Regions from separate parts of the Mus musculus genome. Here regions 2, 3 and 4 are each linked to region 1. Evidence: chromatin loops called from intact Hi-C (ENCODE). Cell type or tissue: heart. All regions are shown on one strand.

What was found. Hi-C counts contacts between places; a loop is a spot of excess contacts. Peaks named below come from ENCODE experiments on the same cell type or tissue, not always from the same donor. Only the 100,000 strongest peaks of a DNase experiment are listed, where the experiment ranks them.
Region 2: it touches region 1 in a loop (3-fold over the local background); 9 of 42 quality-filtered maps call a loop at or near these places.
Region 3: a loop joins it to region 1, with 2.6 times the contacts of the local background. A loop is called at or near these places in 8 of 42 quality-filtered maps.
Region 4: a loop joins it to region 1, with 7 times the contacts of the local background. A loop is called at or near these places in 24 of 42 quality-filtered maps.

The regions. Positions count from the first base shown.
Region 1 is chr8:104,440,625-104,445,624 of GRCm38, forward strand. Dync1li2 (dynein, cytoplasmic 1 light intermediate chain 2) reads right to left here and starts at 2,423. Exons shown (of 13, transcript NM_001013380.2): 1 at 2,071-2,423; 2 at 1,850-1,923. The coding sequence starts at 2,177. In heart, a CTCF peak has its summit at 2,446 (motif pointing left); DNase peaks (open chromatin) are centred at 1,797 and 2,187; H3K4me3 peaks cover 2,092 bases; H3K27ac peaks cover 1,399 bases.
Region 2 is chr8:104,532,369-104,537,368 of GRCm38, forward strand. Nae1 (NEDD8 activating enzyme E1 subunit 1) reads right to left here and starts at 2,269. Exons shown (of 20, transcript NM_144931.3): 1 at 2,144-2,269. The coding sequence starts at 2,196. It also overlaps a transcript of Car7 not described here. In heart, no CTCF peak of the experiment used is centred here; a DNase peak (open chromatin) is centred at 2,213; H3K4me3 peaks cover 2,443 bases; H3K27ac peaks cover 1,413 bases.
Region 3 is chr8:104,563,034-104,568,033 of GRCm38, forward strand. No RefSeq gene overlaps it. Among named protein-coding and RNA genes, the nearest start is that of Car7, 25 kb to the left of the region's middle. In heart, CTCF peaks have their summits at 2,067 and 2,280 (motif pointing left); DNase peaks (open chromatin) are centred at 2,038 and 2,658; H3K4me3 peaks cover 286 bases.
Region 4 is chr8:104,341,721-104,346,720 of GRCm38, forward strand. It overlaps Cmtm3 (CKLF-like MARVEL transmembrane domain containing 3), which reads left to right. Exons shown (of 5, transcript NM_024217.3): 2 at 2,038-2,193; 3 at 3,057-3,152; 4 at 3,552-3,672. Among named protein-coding and RNA genes, the nearest start is that of Cmtm3, 3.6 kb to the left of the region's middle. In heart, CTCF peaks have their summits at 1,772 and 2,434 (motif pointing right); DNase peaks (open chromatin) are centred at 2,421 and 3,104; H3K4me3 peaks cover 464 bases; H3K27ac peaks cover 524 bases.

The DNA of each region.
Region 1 (5,000 bases):
CCATGTATCGCTCTGCGCAAAGACAGCCAGTCATAACACCAACACAATAAGGAACAACCAGAAATCTCAAACATGCCTGTTAAGGTCTCTCTCACTCGCTCTCATCAACAAAGGAGACCTGCTTTTAAGAGTGACTGGCAGAGACAGCCAACCCAAGATGGCAAATGACCTTCTGCTGCAATTCTCTTCATTTCACAAGGGAAGGAACAGGGCAAACTCACCAGCTCTACCTACATCCCAGAGAAGTGAAAGTCAGAGAGATGAGGCTAGTTTCCCACAAAAATAAATCTTCGCCACAAGAACTCTTCAAAACACAACTAACCCCAAAAGTCTAGGAACACTAAAATAAAAACCTGGCTCTGCCTCAAGGCATGACGCTTATGTAATTTACACACATTTGATTTGTAGAACAACTTCACAAGCACCCTAAAGGCTTGGAAACGGGGGAGGGGGAGGGTTACCGACCTAGGTGAAGCTCCTAAGTACAGTCTCAGTAGCAAGTGCTTTCTCATCTCCCTAGGATTAGCTATAGCCACCCCCTCATCTAGATGCACTCTAAACCTGAACGAGAACCATTACCAAACATCTCTGGGCATCCTTGGATTCAACACTATGGAATCTGAGAACATAAGAAAGGAAAGGCAGTCCACGAGGATCTTCCTTCCTCCACAATGCTCACCCTTTTCACGAGGGCCACAATCCACCCGGGGCCTGGAAGAGCGCCTGTCAGCATGACCTCAGCTCCTGTTCATTCTGACCTAGCTGGCCCCAGGAAGCCTGAGTTATCTCCCTAAAGCACAGACCTGGCTATAACCTACCACCCTGGCCATTGGATGAGAGAAACACACGGACATCACCATGCAGTCATTTCCATAAGGCTTGGGGAAGGGTGGAAGAAGATAAAAATCTGAAAATCAGGAGTCTCCAGGAAAGCCGATTAGTCCTCCAGACTTTCATGATCTGACCTCATCTTTATCCTCTATTGCAAAAAAAAAAAAAAAAAAAAAAAAAAAGGCTTTTGACAGTGCCCAAACGATTCACCCTACTATCTTGATGTGCTTGCACCTAGGCAATTACCCTTCAAGATACCTGATTCCACAAGCGCTCTCTCAACACATCAAGCAGTGTGATGCGCCCACAGCAGTCTGCTCTTGACATGAGAGATGCGATGCAACCACGCACACATCTGCCTCGGCTCCACTGGGATTCTTTCAGGGTGTCTAAGACTGTCTGTACTGTCCCACTGCTCAGCCCTCATTTCCTACTCTACAAACAGCATTGCAGGTGAACGCATATAATCCCTTTCATTTGAAGGAGATAACTGAAGCCAGAGAGGTTAAATGACTGACTGGGCAACCCAGCAGTGAGGGCAGGATTTATGCAAGAAAGTTCCTGGGGCTGACTCCCAAGCTCTGCTGCCTGCCCATGAAGACTGAAGAAAAGACTTCGTCCATCTCCTCAGTTTCCCAGTCCAGGTCACCTACTTCCCTCATCTTCTCCATCCAGCCTGCACATCCTCTTTTTCCTTCCTCCACATCCTCAACTTGGTGAGCACAAGGCTAACCGATGAACCGAGTCAAGGCTGAAGAAGGCTCAGCCAAAAGACTGAAGGAATGTGCCCCAATGCCCCAAGCCCACATCACATCACTGGACTCCAAACGGAGCTGCATTCTAGGGGGTCAGTAGAGGTGTGGGCTTGGAGACTCAGCAGCTACCCTGCCAGAGTCCAGGGTGCCCTCCCAGGCAGGCAAGCGACAAGCAGGCGCTAAGGGTGGAGAAGCCTGGGAACCAGTGGGAGGGGCGCCGCCTGACCCACCCCTGCGCCCCAGGGCAGTACCCCGCTGCTCACCGAACACCAGAATGTTTTTGCCGGACGGCAGCTTGGACCTGGCACGGGTGGACACTTCGCTCAAGATCGAAGACCTGCGGCGACAATGACAAGAGTGGTCAGCGCGGGACCGCCTAGGACCGCTCGGCCCACGACTGCCCATCAATGTCTGCCCACGGTCCTGCCCGCTCCGGCCCGCTCCCGGTCCGGCCGCGCCATCTGCGGCTCTATACGCTCCTCACCATAGACTCTGGCCTTCCTCCTCTTCACTTGTCAGGTCGCCGGCGGCCGCCACTGCGGGCCCGTTGGGACCCAGCAGCAGCTTCTTCTCCACCCCCACCGGCGCCATCTTGCCAACTGCAGCCACAAAGAGGGCCCTCCCCCGGGCCCGCCGAGGACCCGCAAGGACCCCGGCCGGGCCGCGCTGCCCGCCCGCAACGCCGCAGAAGCTCCGTTATCCAGCGCGTCCCGACGGGCCCGCGGTGTCCTCGTGCGTCTGCGGGACGTGGGATCGCCGCAGCTAGGGACGTTGCTGGGTCAGGCAGCCAGCCGGACAGCCTTACGCGGGAGGTGGAGCCGCGGACGCCACCAGACCGAGAGCGCGCTGGCGACCCCTGCAGGGCAGCCTCTGATGCGGCAAGTCCAAGCTTTGGAATGAACTCAAGCTAGACAACCATATTTATAAAGCGATCTCATTGAATCTTGTTTAATTCTTAATAAGTGAGGTGAGGAAACTACAGCTCAGAAGTTTAAAAGAAAATGGGCCAAACATGAACGAAGATCCACAAAAAAATGACTGGACATAGATATTTGCATGTCCTGTCATACCAGCAATGGGCAGCTGGTGGGGGCGGGGAGGGGGGGAGGGGGAGGGATCAGAAGTCTTAGACTACTTGGTAAGTTTAAGTTGAGCATGAGCTATGTGAGAGCCTACTTCAAAAAAATTAATTTTAAAATGGTTGCACATGGTGTCACACGCCTTTAATCCCAGCATTCAGGAGGCAGAGGCGGGAGGAACTCTATACATTTGAAGCCATCCTGGTCTACATAGCAAGTTCGAGGGTAGCCAGGGCTACATAGTGAGACCCTGTGTGCCGGCTAGTTTTGTGTGTCAATTAGAGTCATCAGGGAAGAAGGAAGCTCAATTGAAGAAATGCCATTGTGGGTGGTGCCATGCCTGGGCTGGCTGAGCAAGCCAGTAAGCAGCACCCCTCCATGGCCTCTGCATCGGTTCCTGCCCCCAGGTTTTAGCCCTGCTTGAGACCCTGTCCTGACTTCCTCCAATGATGGATTATGATCTGGAAGGGTAAGATGAAATAAACTCTTTCCTTCCCAACTTGCTTTTGGTCATGGTATTTCATCACAGCACTAACCCTAAGATACCCTGTCTCAAAACAGCCCCAAGACCCAGTTCTAGAGGTGGTATCCTGCCACTTCCAGTCATTACTCTTTTAGTTTTACTTTTATTAAATGTGTATAGGTGCTTTGTCTGCTTGCATATCTGTCCACTATGTGTATGCAATGCCTGTGGAGGGCAGAAGAGAGTGTCTGAACCCCTTGTAACTGGGATTACAGATGGTTGTGAGCTGCCCTGTGGGTACTGGGAATTGAACCCAGGTCCTTTGGAAGAGTAGTTAATGCTCTTAACCGCTGAGCCATCTCTCCAGCCATGTTTCTTCAACTATTATATGGCTTAATTTTCAGGATGCTCATTGAAAGTTTATCACAAATCCTCAGAATGTTGTTTTTCATCTCCTCCTTTGTAGACTTTATTAAACTGTGAATGATTTTTACCACCACAGTTAACAATACTTTTGGCTTTGCTTTACCAATTTTATTGTTGTTGTTGTTGTTTGAGACAGGGTTTCTCTGTGTAGCCCTTGCTGTCTTCGAACTTACTCTGTAGGCCAGGCTGGCCTTGAACTCGGAGATCCACCTGCCTCTGCCTTTGGAGGGCTAGGAGTGCCCCCACTGCCCTGCAAGGTTTCTGTTTTTTTTGCTTTTTTAAATCCTATTTTTCAGAGAGTCAATATTTCACAGCAGAACAAGCAGCTGTGACTGCTTTTCTTGAGTGGAGAAGGTAGTGGGGAGACTGGATGTAAAAGGGGAGAAGTAATGGAGAAAAGAAAGACAGGTTTGTGCTGATCAGGGGTAACTTTAGGTATGGCCTTTTGCTGTTCTCTAAGGAAGCAGGGTAACTTTACAAGGTGTTGATAAATACCATAAGGAAATGTGATATGGCAGGAAAAGCAATCACTTAAGTAGGTTTCAGTTGAAAAATACAGTGATTCTGGTTCAGCTAAAAATTAGCAGCATAAATTAAAGGATGCAACAATGGGCATGTAGTTTGCCAACTTGAATGTAAACTGGAAAAAGGAAAATGGGAGGGAAGAGCAAGCAAGATTGGAAGTCATAACAGGACACTAGAGTTGAACACTCTGGGCCAGTGAGCTAAATCCCCACCAGGACCACCAGCCCAGGGATGGTAGCACCCACAATGGGCTGGGCTCTTCCCCATAGATCATTGAGAAAATGCCCTACAGCTGGATCTTATGGAGGTATTTCCTCTAGGGAGGCTCCTTCCTCTCTGATGACTCTAATTGAACACAAATTCTCTAATGTGACCTGTTCCAAAACGAGAAGATAGATAGCACCAGATACAAATGCATATAGTAGCTTTCTTTTCTTGCCAGAATATCAGGGGGGAGGATGGTGCAGACATAGGGAATGCAAATCTCAACAGAGAATTTGACAATTCATAACAAAAGAAGGTTAAAAATAAAGGCTGGGTGATAGCACTGATGCTTGTTAAAGCCACCCAGTGTGGTGGCACAAGTCTAAAACCTTAGCACTGGGGAGGCCGAGAGAGGGAGAGCTTGAATTCAAGGCCAGTCTGGTCTGCATGAGACCACGTCTGAACAAAGAGGAGGTTGGCCTGAGGTGGAGAGGAGGCTGGCCTGAGATGGAGAGGAGGGGCTACCAGAGATGCTAGAGCCTGTCACAGGCAATTCAGTTGCTATCTGTGACTCGAGGAGAGCGCACAGAAACAGCAGTGTTTCCAAAAATACTGGATGGCAAACAGCACAGACTAAATCTAACGAAATCAGAAACTTAACAGGCATTCTTAAAGTCCTATAGTAGGGTTTAACAACGAGACCATACCATGGGCTGG
Region 2 (5,000 bases), 92 kb after region 1:
TGACACTCCTTCCATGTCACCAATATAAACAAAGCTTATCACAACAAACTGCACCACTTGATTTTCCATTTACTGAGCATCCAGTCTTCACTTTAAAGGGTCCCAGACCACACTGCTGGCACAGGGCTTTGCCTAGAGGAACTGATCACTCAAGGGCTGGCAAATGGAGAAACAAGCTTGGGAAAAAAATCAGAGAGACCAGAAAGACTTTTTCTCTTCCCAGGAAATGGGACACAGTCTTATCTGAGTACTAAGTGGTTGGACAGTTGAAGAATAAGCCTAAGAGTACATCTTCAAGATTCAGCAAGAAAATGTTCTTGCTGGCCTGAGAGGCGGGCCTTGGTCCCTGGCTATTACCTGCCGACCCAACTTTGTTTCTGCTTCCTTCTGACCTGCCTACAGCAAAAAGCAGTTCTTGTTTTGACAGATAAAATGCAGCCCTTTAAGGAATAACTCAGTAAGAATCCTCTTCCAGTCCCTAGGAACATTAAGTATCTTCTCAGCTTTGTTGCCTTCCCTTCTACCTCCACCCAAACACAGAACTACGAGTCCACAAGAACTCAGAGTAGTTACAAGGGCTCTGCTACCTTGTTTCTCTCTCTAGAAGCTTGGGACAAAGGATGAGTCTGAAAAAGCCAGGTGGCCCCAAGCTGGAAACATGTCTAACTCTGGGCAAATTAACCTAACTTTTACAAGACTTAGTTTCCCTATCCAGTATCAAAGACCGTCTGCCTTCAAGGATTCTCAGAACTAAGTACCTACGTCTCTGGGAGAGTAAGAGCTAGGTAGTCAATACAAAGAGAAACCTCCATCCTTAGGGACACAGGGTAAGTTCTCTTGAGATTAAGAGAGGCGAGGGGATGGCAACACTTTGATACACTTAGCTGACACAGAGTATACTCAATAAGAAAGGAAGAAGGTGGGAAGAGACAAGGAAGGAGAAATAGCTAAAGAATCCACCGGATGGTTTAGATGTGCCCTGTCCAAATGGTTTCTGAGTACTAGAAATGCAGCTGGCATGAATTAAGACATTTTTAAAATGTGTATGATACCTGATTTATAAGACTCTGTGAACAACAACAACAAAAATAGCTTGGTAATTTTAACAATAATTACGTTGAAATTGTAATGTTTTGGAATACTAGGTTAGATAAACACTGTCAAATTTGATTCTGGGATTGGGGAATGTAGCTCAATTTGGCAAGCAGGCATGATGTCCAGAGTTCCAGCCTCAATACTTCATAAACCGGGTGTAATAGTCCACACTTATAATCTCAGCTGTTGGGGAAAAAGAGGCAGAAGGATTGCATCAAGTCTGAGCGCAGTCTGCTCTACATTGCAAGTCCAGGCGGCCACTCAAAGGTAAAAGACAAAAAAAAAAAAAAAAAGGGGTGGGGTGGGGGAGCAAAAACTTATTTTTGAGTCTGGCTGGGCAGTGAGCATCTTCAATCTCAGCACTTGAGACCTGGGACGTAGGCGCTTGAGTTCAAGACTGGCCTACTTAAGACCATGTCTCTATATAAACGAGAGGGGTGGGGAGAACTAGTAGCAAAACTTATTTTCCTGTCTCTTTATTCTCCCGGTTCCCAAGGTCTTCCAATGGAGGCCAGGCTGGCTTTCAGTTTCCGATCCACCTGCCTCTGCTTCTCAAGTCCTTGGGATTACCATGTCTAGCTTCTTTTAACTTTATTTGAAAGGTGCCTACTGGAAAATGTGTAATTACGAACACGGTTTGCTCCGATAAAGCTAGCATGACGCATTTCTATTGGCCAGCGCGGGCGTAGACCAATACCTGCCGGGGCGCAGCGCTCGGCGGTCGGGCAGGATGGGGTGCTCCCACCCCCCTCGTTTAGCGAACGAGTAGGGAGGGCCTGCCGAGACTGTGCAGCCCAGTGGGTTGGCGGAGACACCGCGCACCGCAAACCGCGGACAGCCAGCCGTGCGGGAAGGGGCGAGCCGGCCTTCGCCGAACACTCGGGCCAGTGGCCGGATCCCAGAGCGCCGGCTCCCCACGCCCTGCACGGCCGGCCGCAGCCGCAGGCCCGTGGGAGGCCGGCCTACCCGGCCTAGGCACTTAGGCCCCGCGGGTGTCAGGAGAGCCCGCCAGCCTGGCCGGCTTGCTCACTCGTAAACCCCGGCTCACCTCAGCTGCCGGTCGTACTTTTGCTCCTTGAGTATCTTCCCTGGCTGCGCCATGGCCGCGCCTGGCCCGCGAACAGCAAAGCCGCCTAAGGAGGCCGCCACCCACTCGGCCTCACGCAGGCGCACTAAGCGCCCTCCTCCAGCGCGCAGCCAGTAGGGGGCGCCGACGCTGCACTGCGCACGCGTCACTGGGAAGCCGGGGGAAACCTGAGGTTGAGTTCCACAGAATGTTTCTCTCTCTCTACCTGCAGTAATTGTGGAGAACTCCGACTTTTAAATCGAGTGATAATCCTTATCACTGATAAACCTTAGTCCTCTTCTGGGTGAGTTCACCGTTCCTGAGACTCCTCCAAGAGGAACAATACACCAGCATACTTGTATATAGTATTCTATATAGAGAAGCTACCCTGATGGGTAGACAGAGGGGCCCCACCCCACGGCTTCCCTCCAAGAATTGTTCCCCGTGGTGACGCAAGGGAAAGGGGGTTTTGAACGAGATGAAACGGCATCAGGAGACAAATGAGAAGTGGACTTGGGGGACGGGAGGGTGTCTGAGAAGCAGCCAGAGTTGCCTGTGAAGCCCATGAACAAGGAGGAAATTAAAGCTATCATCGATTCATGTGACACAGGATGACTGTCCCTTGGTGGCCGATGCTAAGGAAGGAGCTTATGAGCAAGTTGAGGACAAGAGGGAAGAAGAGGCTTGCTGACAAGTAAGAATTGCTTTCCTCTATCCCAAATCCTAGAGGAGTCTCCAGATTCATGATTGCCAGATGCACTTGCACGTCCTGAGATTATTATCCCAGCACATGATGAGTGTACATCCACACATAAAATCCTTCCAGCCTTGTGGGGTGAGGGACCAAAGAGACGGCTCCATTTGACAGTAATATTGCAGTGCTAACAAATGCACTTCCCCTGGGCACAGTGTTAGGACACAAGGTGAGGGGACACCCTGCTGTGACCTCCCTCCCCCAACCCCTATGGAACCCAACTGATGGGAGAAAAGGGGCGTTAGGCGTTCCCAGCTCATTATGTGCTTGTGCATGTCTGTCAGTTGTCACATTCCCTCTCCAGTTAGACAGGTGAAACGTGAGCGATATAAAATACACCCAGGGAATGTGAGAAGGTCAAAAGTGAAAGTGAAAGTTCACTACATAGCCTTGCATACACCTTGGCCCCAGGAAAGGAAAGATGGACAAATGTAATTGGAAACAACAACATCAGGGGCCGAGGGTGCTGTACTGCCTGCGACTGTGTGATTTTGAGAAGCATTCAGTTGTTAGTAAGTGGACAAGGATACCTCAGAGCATGCACTTCTTACAACTTTTTAATGTTTATTGATTGGTGTGTGTGCAAGAATGCCATCATGCACTCGTGGAGGACAGAGGACCATTTGCAGAAGTCACTTCTCGTCCTCTTCAACACAGGTTCGAGGGATAAGCCCAAATCTTCCAGCTTGCTGAGCCATCTTGCCACCTCTCCTTTGAGGAAAACTTATTCTTAAATGTATGTGTGAGGTTGTGAAATATTCACTGTGGGAACTGAACTTGGATCCTCCGCAGAACAAGTGCTCTTAATTGCTGAGCCTTCTCCCCAGCCCTTTAAAAGAATGGGTGCAAAGGAAATGAAAGAAAAGGGGAAGAAAAATTAAAGAGGTTATCGCTGTAGTCACTTCGGTTAAAAGAATGAAGCAGGGGAGATGGAGAGATGGCTCAGCAGTTAGGAGCACTGACTGTTCTTCTAGAGGTCCTGAGTTCAATTCCCAGCAACCACGTGATGGTTTACAACCATCTGTCATGGGATCTGATGCCCTCTTCTGGTGTGTCTGAAGACAACTGCAGTGTATTCATATAAATAAATTTTAAAAAGAAATCTTTAAAAAAAAAAAAGAAAAGAGAAAAGAATGAAGCAGGGCCTTTGTAGGAGCAAGCTTTACCCCATGTGTGAGGGGATGGGGTCACAACGTGGGGTGGCAAAATGATTTTTAATTCCCTTTTGTAAGCAAAACTTTTATAGTGTTTTACAGAAAAGACGAGTATTTAAAGGGTTTGACATGCTCAACCTGCTTCACACAGAGAGAAGAAATAGGCTTGGATTGGGGGAGGTAAATAGCCCAATGTAAGAATTAGAAAAAAAAATACTCTGACATTTCTAGTCAGACCCAGTTCAAGTCTGTTATTTCATCCATCCTTACTGATCTCTATCCGGAGACATTGGATCTATAGTTTGGGGAGAAGCTGAGGACAGCCTGTAACCTACGAGAGACCAGCCTAGAGAGAAAAAAAAAAAAAAATATATATATATATATATATATATATATATATATATATATATATTGTGCTGTGTGACCTCCAGCCTTCCCTGGCTGCCCTTGTCACCTTTGCCTTTCTCAAAGGTACTCGTTGGCTGATTCGTGCCTCTCCCTAACCTCACAAGCAGCCTGAGGCAACAGCAGTCCATAATGTTTGAAGTCACATCCCTCACAACTGGCTCCCCGCTTAACATTTACAAAGTATTTGATAAATGTGTGTTGAACGAAAGGATAAAGGAAAAGACTCCCTCTGCATTTACTTACTTTTATTTATGTGTGTGCTGTCACCTGGGTACCAGAAGTCCTAGTTTACCATCTCATCTGACCACCCCTTCAGCCTCCCAGGCTCTCTAATCCTATCTTATAGATTAATAACTAAAGGAAGTGCAAATTCAGATGTGAAGAGGGGAAGCTGTTTGCTCCAGGTCACACAGCCAGTGATCCTGGGAGTGTGAACAGCATCTATCTGGCCTATCTCTGTCTGCAAATCCAGGCTCATTATTTCACACCATATGTATACACATACACTCAAACTTGAAGTGGA
Region 3 (5,000 bases), 120 kb after region 1:
CATCTGAGACCTGTCCGATCTAAATCGTGAGTTCCAGCCGGGACAACACAGTGAAGCTGTGCTTCAAAAGAGAGAAAAGTAAAGAAAGGTGACATCATGTGGCAACATAGGTTTTGATAAGGCAAACCAGACTGAAAGCCTAGTAAGATGGTGCAGTCTCCTCTCACAGTAGGTGAGAGTATTCTTGCATAATTTGCTGTCTGTGGGAAGTGTGGGAACTTATTTTGTGTTTCCAAATTAAGTGGAATGAGAACGCAGACTTTAGTCGTTGAGGGCAGAGCCATCAGCCTTAAGAACATTCCATGGGTCCTTTGAACATCAGATAGCAATCACACAGTCTCAAGGGCCGGCACCCCTGCCCTCGCCAAATTCCAGAAGTGTCTCCAACCCCATTGTTCCTATCTCCCTATATTCTCTTAGACACTCTAGGATAGACTCTAGGGACTGAGGGGAGGCCTGGGCCTGGCCTGAAGCTGAGGGGGAGGTGAAGGCACTGAGGATTCAGTCTCCCTAGCAAGGTCCTGAGGGAACAGGTTGGTTTTGGAGGCGGGTAGCTCCGAAATTCTATGTGGGCATTGCTTCCCATCACACAGGATGCTCCACAGAACACCTTCCAGGACCCACTATCTTTGGGGCCCTGTACACCCAGTTCTGACTTGACTCTTCCAGGCCATACAGGAAATGTACCCCCAATGGACAGTGGAGTCCCACTCTTGGTGGCCTCTGTGGGACATTTCGTGTAAGACCTTTACCTAAATAACACACCAAGAGGACTCAGGAGCCCTAACAAGTGTAATTAAATATAAAATAAATACCCAATGACAGGTGACAATGTGGAAGATACCGCTCATATCCCTCGTGCTACACTTACTTTAAAATGTGAGACACAAATTATTTTGCAGTACCTTTCTCTGGTGCCTCTGAGGGCCTGTTCTTTGTGGCACACCAGTGATACACCAATGATCCATTTAGTCAGATTCAAATCAGTTTATTTATTTAATGATTTATCTATTTATTTATTTAATGTATGTGAGTACATTGTCCCTGTCTTCAGACACACCAAAAGAGGGCGCCAGATCCCATTACAGATGGTTGTGAGTCACTATGTGGTTGCTGGGAATTGAACTCAGGACCTCTGGAAGAGCAGTCAATGCTCTTAACCACTGAGCCATCTCTCCAGCGCACAGGTTTTTTGTTTCTTTGGTTTTTTTTTAAAGATTTATTTATTTATTTCATGTATGTGGGTACACTGTCGCTGTCTTCAGACAGACCAGAAGAGGGCATTGGATCCTATTAGAGATGGTTGTGAGCCACCATGTGGTTGCTGGGAATTGAACTCAGGACCTCTAGAAGAGCAGTCAGTGCTCTTAACTGCTGAGCCATCTCTCCAGCCCTCCCCCCCCCCCTTTTTAAGACAGGGCCTTGTGTGGCTGAAGAGGGTCTCACATTTGCTATATAGACAAGACTAACCTTGAATTCCTTATTCTCCTGCTTCCACTTCCTCAGGGCTGGGATAACAGGTGTGTGCCATGATTTTTTAAAAACAGTTGTTTTTTTTGAAACAATATTTCACTGGGTAGCCCAGGTCAGCCTAGAACTCATGACTTTCCTGCCTTGCTCCCAAGATTAATGGCATATACTAGCACACCTGAAGAGAGAGAGAGAGAGAGAGAGAGAGAGAGAGAGAGAGAGAGACAGAGAGACAGAGACTATTCTCATTTTGCAGATGACACCCTGAGGTTAGATTGGTTTAGATGGAGACAGGGTTGGCCGATTTCAAAGCTAAGTCTCAGTTGATGTCACTCCTTAGTGTCCTTAGAAGAAGTTAAGTAACCTCGCAACACTTGTTATGTTGTACCAGGATACATAATGTCATTTCCTAGTGCTTAGCTACGTTTGGGCAGCAGGTAAAGCGCGCGCGCGCGCGCGCGCGCACACACACACACACACACACACACACACACACACACGTCCCTACTCTGTGAAGTGAGCAGTTCTGGGGCTCCTTGCCATATTTACGCCCCTAGTGGCCACATATGAGGCTGCTGTTTGGTCTCTGGTTCATCTTAGTTAGTAACGCACCCGCTAGGGGTCGCTGGAGAGCCTGGCTATGAGGGGGCGGGGTGGGGGTGGGGAACCAGCAAGTTACTGGCTAACAGACTATTGACATATTTTTGCTGTTGGTTATGTTCTCGCTGTTGGTTATTCTCTTCCTGGAGTTCTCAGCTCTTGCTTCCTCTGCTGGCCAAGGTAGCCACCGTGGATACAGTGGCCAGCTGGCCAGTGCCACTGACTGAAAGGGCTTGCGTGGAGGACTGAGTCAATGGCTGTATCCCCCAAAAGGCATGGGACATAGAGGACATTCCAGGGAGAGGAACAGGAAGGAGAAGGTTCTGGAGGTAGCTCTGTGAGACTGGAGGTTAATGTGAGAGAAAAAAAATTACATTTGACCCAGTCTTCAGCATAGCCTGGAGATGGGGGTGCCCTGATTACAGTCACAGGTCCTAATTCTTCAGACAGAAATAACTCTGGAGCGGAAGAAAGGAGGCCAGCTCCACCCCCACACCCCACATATATGCCCCATCCTCATTCTGCAATCACCCCACAGCTGGAGGTGAGGTATCTGCCCAACAGCACTCACTAGAATCAAGAAACGGGGACCCTAAATTCAGCGGAGGTCCCTTGCCCACTTCACGCCTCCGGCCAATGGCAATGCAGGCCCCCACCTGCCAAGCTCTCACACCACACAGGGTAGACTATGCCAAAGCTTACGAACTCTTGGAGAATCAAGTGTCAATTGTGGTTAAGGCTCTTCTTGTCCATTCACGAGCCTCAGGGTTAGTGGAGCCACCCTCCTCCACAGGGGAGAAAAAATGCCCAGTGTGGGTGCTCAGTCTTCTACTGAAGCTTGATCAAATAGAAGCTGCAGGCTTTGGATTTGGCCTTTGGTTGATGAGAGAATGTTTGGTTTTCCGTGTAACAGTATGCTTACAACACACCACCCATGCATCTCCCACAGGGGACCAGGCTCACAAAAGCAGCACCCACCAAGTTATTAGTGTCAAATAGGACGTGACTGTCCTATTTGAGTAAAAGCCTTTACCTAAGACAGGCAGAGAAACCCCAGCTTGGGGGTAGGGTGGGGGAGTTCTCTTCTTTCCCACCATGGGATGTTTGGAGCATTCTGAAATACTCAAACTTGCCCCTCAGACAACTCCTGATACATAGATAAACTTCCAGGAGATTTGAAAGTCCCAAGAGCAAGGCTCAAATTCATTCATTTTACTACGGACAATCTGGTAAAGTCAGTTTGAATCACCTAATCCTTTTTTTTTTTTTTTTGACAAGATTTCTGTTAGTCCTAAGACATGGCATGTGTCTCTCCTTCTCTCCTACTTCCTTCTGGTCCCAAGCCTAGAAACCCTACATCCTACCTCTCCTCCCCAGCTATTGGCTGCTGGCATCTTTGTTTACCAGACAGAATTAACTGGGGGCAGGTTCCCAGAAGCTACATATAGACCCACTCGTGTAAACTAATTTTGGGGGACCCAAATTGACATTAGAGTCCAAGTGGCTGTAAGTCTTCTGTTTGCAGTTGGATCAAGATGTAGAACTCTCAGCTCCTTCTCCAGTACCTTCTCTGCCTGGATGCTGCTGCGCTTCCGGCCTTGATAATAGCGAACTGGACCTCTGAACCTGTAAGCCAGCCCCAATTAAACGTTGTCCTTAGGAGAGTTGCCTTGGTCAGGGTGTCTCTTCACAGCAATGGAAACCCTAACTAAGACACAGGTGTAATATTTTGTATTGCTGCGACCCAATAGACAAGAAAAGCAACTTCAAGGAGGGAAGATTTGTTTTGTCTTATGGTTTTAGAGGGTCCAGTCATCATGGCAGAGAGAGTATGGCAGAGGAGAGGAGTTCTCTCGGGAAGGGCACCCAGGAGGCAGAGAAAATGGCACCTAGGAAGGAGCAAGGGAAAGCCCTAAGAGGAGTCCCCAGGAACCGACTTCTTCTAACGAGGCCGCACCTTCTACCTTTCAATAATGCAAAAGCTGTCAGGGTCCAATCTGGACACAGGATCAGAGTTCTCAACTGGAAGCAGGGCTATCTGGAAGGCACATAATAAATATACACAGACTGCATTTTGGGTACAAGCTAAGAGGCAAGTTTTCAAGGCTTAAAGTTTCTCTCTCTTCTCTCTCATCCTCTGCTCTCTTTCTCTCTCGCTCGCTCATTTGCTTGCAGCTTGAGGCTGCGCATGCTCTGCATTCTCCTGTGCACTCGACTTTTCTTGAACTCCCAGGTTCACACACATCTCTGTGCATTCCCCTTTTACTCTCACACACACTCTTCAATTCACACATCTCTCACACACACTCTCCATACACGCCTCTCATTCCCTCTTCACTCTCTCCACATTCTCTCTTCTTACGCTCTCTGCATTGGCTCTCTCATTCTCTCTCTTGCCTTTTACTTGCCCCAGTCTTTTATTGCTACTCCAAAAGCAGGTTAAAAAAAAAGACATTGTACAATCATTGCCAAATCAAATTCAAAAGAATAACCATGTTCCACAAAGAACTAAGAATTACAATTGTTCCCCAAAAGTTCAAGCTTCCCTATTCCCAGGCTTAAAGCCAAAGAAATAATAACTGCAAACTTACCATTATTTAAACTTTAACTTTTAACTTATTGTATTTCAGAGCCCAGAGCCCCAAGGCCAGCTACTTGCATTTTCCTGTGAAGCTCTAATGATAAATGACATGGGCAAAGCTGCTAGGCAGTGGCCAGAAGGAATCAAGATAACCCTTAACTCCAGTAGCTTTCTGCTTCTGCATATTGCACACAGTGATTCTCCTAAGAGTCCCAGTGTTTTGACTTAGTTTTACTACTATAAGATTTTACATATTCTATACTTGGTTATCCAGGAACCATTCTCAAATTTGTGTAAAACTTATTTCTTTTTTCTTTTTTTGATTTTTTGAGACAGGGTTTCTCTGTGT
Region 4 (5,000 bases), 99 kb before region 1:
GGGGGGTTCTGCCCCAGGACCTCTCCGTTGTACCCCAGGACCTACTAAGGAGCATCAACCCTGAGGTCTCCGGTAGAACCTAATACTTTGTTCCTAAATGAGGTGCCAAGCGGACCTAGAGCCCATTTTCTGGCCGTTTCAGATCTCTGGAAGCCTCTGGGAGGCGTGGGGCGGGTCTTTGAATCTACTGGCCACTGGCTTCAGTCCTACCTGCCCAGTACCCCTTCATGGAAAAGGAGTGAGTGCCAACCAGAAGTCACAAGATGTCCTTGCCCTAGCTGGGTGCCAGAAAGACAGGCCTAAGAAAATATGAAGGGTAGTAAGCTCATAGGGTATAGGGGAGCCTCCCCCAGTCATTCCTCCCCCTTGGTCTCATGCAAGTAGGGAGTCTGACCTGGATAGAAAGCTGGAGGAAGAAGCAGCCACCAAGAACTGGGGAGTGAGAAAACAGGAGTGGGGGAGGGAGGAGGTTGGGGCAGGGGAGTGCCACCAGAACCAGACTTTTTCTTTTTTTTTTTTTTTCAAATTTATTTATTATATGTAAGTACACTGTAGCTGTCTTCAGCCAGGCCAGAAGAGGCGTCAGATCTCATTATAGATGGTTGTGAGCCACCATGTGGTTGCTGGGATTTGAACTCAGGACCTGGGGAAGAGCAGTCAGTGCTCTTGCCTGCTGAGCCATCTCGCCAGCCCAGAACCAGACTTTTTTGAGGGGAATGGGTACAGAAAAGAGGAGAGCCATACGAGCAGCCTTTGGCAAGGAAATACAGTAGGAGCTGATAGCAACCTCAAAACGCCTTTCTCTAAGCCTTAGTTTCCTGTTTGCCCAAAGGAAGCTCCTCTTCCCCCATGACTTGTTCAGTAAAAGAGATGGGAGTGGAGTTCCTGTGATCAGTTCATTTGTCTGAAGCAGCCATGGTATTTCCTGCAGGACACCTGGGTTTCCCTTACAGCCTCTTAAACTACTAAGCTAGTGATAGGCTCAAAGCCGTCCGTAGTGATAGATGAAGGGAGATGGAGGCCTCTTATGACCTAAGTACAGATTCTGACGCCCTCTTACTAGGCTGGGTGACACTAAGCCTGCTTCTTCAAAAGAGAGGCTGTGAGGAGCACGCAAATGTTCAGAAGTGGAGAAGTCCAGAAATCTTAGCAAGGACTGGGCTTGAAAAAGCCACTGACCTATCTTCTTCATCTTGTTTCCCCGCCATGCACAAAGTCTGCAGTACTAACCAGGAGCCTTAGCGTCCGACCTGCATACCTTCAGTTTTGTGGCCCTGGTTTCCGGTCAATATGGTATGGCTAGCCCCACCTTTCAAATGAACTAGTGCTCTCTCCGAGACAGTTAGGATTTTGTCGAGATCGGGTCTCACGTATCTCAGGCTGCCTAAAACCTTAGATATAAAGCTGAGGATGGCTTTGAACCTCTGATCTGCTAAAATTACAAGCTTGTACCACCATGCCTGGTTTAGACGGTGCTTGGGATCGAACCCAGAGCTTTGTGTGCACTAGGCAAGTACTCTACCAGCTGAGCTGTACCCCTAGCCTCATGCATAGCTGTTGCTGTTGTTTTAATGAAGATTCGCAGATGCAGGAGTGGCAAAAGATATCTGTCAACACCCCTGCATCCCCCCCCCCCAACGGTACAGTGGCTAACACGGCTCTATCACCCGTTTCTGTCCACCTGCCTTGTGCTTTCAACCATTCAAACTCAACTGCAGACATCAGTACCATTTCAATTTTAACTGATTCGGCCTGCACATCATCATTAACAAAGTTTTTTTTTTTCCTAGTTAGGTGTTGGGTGTGACTTTTTGAAAGCAGTAGATTTTGATTCTGGCTTGCCCCTTGTGGACACAGCTAAGTTGGCTCTGTTCTGTCCTAGAGCCAAGAGAGGTCAGCAGCCCCACAAGGTGGCCTGCTAGGGAGGCTGGGGCTTCAAGATGAGGTCCTAGCAAGGATTCAGCAAGGGCTAGGACTCAGGGTTATGTCCTGGCCTGGGGGTAGAATAAGGGTTTGAGTCCCCTTGCTCTTCCGCAGGGTCTTTCATTCATCACCTTCATCTGCTACGTGGTGTCCTCCGCATCTGCCTTCCTCACAGTGCCTCTGCTGGAGTTTCTGTTGGCCGTTTACTTCCTCTTTGCTGATGCCATGCAGCTGAATGACAAATGGCAGGGTTTGTGCTGGCCCATGATGGTAAGGATCGGGGGACCCAAGAGGAAAGGGTTGGCTGTCCCCTGAAGAATCTGGGGTTCCACATTTCAGCCCTGGCTGTCTCCAGCCATGGTGAGCAGTCTGAAAGCTTCGGATAACTCAGGACGCTCACACATCTCTACCCCTGCCCGCCCAGCAGCACTGCGACCATGGACGGACCTGATGGGTGGTAGGAGCCTCCTGAGCTGGTCTGTGAAGCTAGGCACACGGATGGCTCCTGGCCACCAGGTGGAGCTGTTGCTCTGACCTTGGAGGAGGGATGTGCCTCAGCCACAGGCCATTTCCAGCAGGGTAGGGTAACCAAGGACTTGGGACTTCCTAGAGTCTAGTAATCAGGCACCTGGCTTTGTGTGACCACCCGAAGACCTTGCAGTCTTGAGAGAGTTTCTTTAATGCATCACTGAAAAAAGGCAGCAAAGACTTGGGCTTGGCCCCTGCTGTCTAGACTTTACTCTCCAGTGTCCATGTAACCACCTGGTGATAGCTACCAGCACTGCAGCCTCCCCTGAGGGAGTAAGCAGAGACTGTGACCATAAACGGATCTCACTGTGGCAAAGCCAAGAGTCCTGGAGAGCCAGATATTCTCCACTTCCCATTTCTGCGGAGCAAGCTGTAGCCGAGCCTATACACATTTGCTATTTGCAGAGAAAATACAGCTGGACCAGGGATGGGGCAGTGTAAGTTGCTGGAGACCTTCAGGACACAGAAAATAGATTCAGGACTAGGACATGCAAGTACAGCCAGGACAGGGACTTCCTGGGTGCTGGGGATGGGTGTGTTGGGTCCCCAAGCTCTACCCCACTGTGGGAGGTCAAAACAGTGTGGACATCCCCCTCTCTCCTCAGGACTTCCTGCGCTGTGTCACCGCTGCCCTCATCTACTTCGTCATCTCCATCACTGCTGTCGCCAAATACTCAGATGGGGCTTACAAAGCAGCTGGAGTGAGTGGCTGCCCTACCCCTCTCTGATGATACCCAATAGCACCCCTCCCAATGCTCTAGACCATCACCCTTGGCACCCACTTCCACAGTGGAACCTCGGCACATCCTGCCCCTGCCTAGGCCCTGGGTCCCTGTGTGGGTCTCTGCCATTCCAGTCTGCTAATTAGAGATTTGCTCTGCCCTCAGTTGGGAGGCTAGTGTCTACCAGGCCCACAGCCCATTTCCCTTATTTGCTGTAACTCAAGGGCTGTGTCTGCCCATTTGTCCTGGTCAGTATATTTCTCAGTGCTGCTTGCTTTTGCCCAGGCTCCTGGTCTCTGAACCCAGAAAGAGGTCCTTGCAATGTTTCTAGCCATCCTGTCTGTGTCCCCTGCCATATGCCATGCGTGTATCCCACAGGTTTTTGGCTTTTTTGCCACAATTGTGTTCGCAATTGACTTCTACCTGATCTTTAATGAAGTGGCCAAATTCCTCAAGCAAGGAGACTCTGGGAATGAGACCACAGCCCATAGGACAGAAGGTGAGTGGCCAATCTGTGTGGTGTCTGATTAAAGAACTGACCATTTTCAGGATAGCTGTAGGGTTCTGCCCTTCCTTGGGGACACCTAAGGGCCTCAGCTTAGCAAGAGGGGGAAATGAGTGAATACCTGTACCTCTGGAGGCTCCCTAATATGCCCCCAAGGCAGCGAGTTAGGACATCAATTCATCTGGGACCAACCTACTAGACCCAGCTTCCTTCCTGCTTGGAAGCTCACGGCACCCAGGCAAACACTGGCACTGTCTGGCCTGGCTGAGTTTGTTTTTGAAAAGGGACTTCAGTCTGTATAGCTTAAAGTGGCCTAGAACTCACTTTGTACCCCAGGCTAATCTCAAAACTCGTGGCAACCCTTACCTGGCTTGGTTGGATCTTTTTTCCAAAGAAAGCGCACCTGAGCAAGTGCTTTCCTGGAGCCGGTCAGCAGTGCTGTGGCTAGACAAGAGTTCTCAGGGCAGGTCTTGGCCCTAGGATCTTCTCCATTAAGTACTAAATGACTGAAGTAGGACCTAGTTGGTTAGATTTAGGGGCCACCAGCTTCCCACCGGGAGTCCCAGACACTGTCTCAGTGCTAAAAAATGAATACCATCCCAGACTCATTTCTGGTCTGTTAGTTAAATGCTCCTGGATGCTGTCTGCCTTCAAGCCTTTGTAGCAAATGTTGGTCAGCCAGCTCAGAGACCAGAGCATAAATGTCCATGAACATACATTTTGAATATTGTATGGTTTTAATGTAAAATAGTTGTTTTGCAATAGAAGGATCCTTGGCCTATATGTTAAATATGAATATAGCAAGCCTATCCTACTTGTACCTCCCTGGCTAATGGATAAGGGGGGAAGAACCAGGGCTCGGCAAGGGACAGGACAAGTATCAGAAAACAGCCATAGCACTGGGGACAGGCATTAGAGTGCAGTGCTTTGCCTCGTGAGGCAGACAATGCCAGAATCATCCTTATACATAGCCAAACCCATAAAATAGCTTCGCTTGCCCTATGGTTCTGTGTATTTCAGTTCAGGGATAAGAATTACTGTCTTTGCCTTGTCCTCCTGAATAAGAGTGGAGAAAGGGGTGTCAGTGTACAACTCTGCCATCCTCAGGGGAGAGGGGATGCCTGGGAATGCCTGGGCCACCTGGGAAGGAAGCATCTGTGCTGTGAGCTAAGTAGAAGGGCCTGATCTACCCTATGTGTGCCCCAAGGCCCAGCCTGCCACTAGGATGGGAGAGGCCGGACCCAGGTCTCCTGTTGGCTGGCTGGCTGCTGGTACCACCACCACTACTCCACAGCCCAAGGACTGATAACCGCACCCTCTGC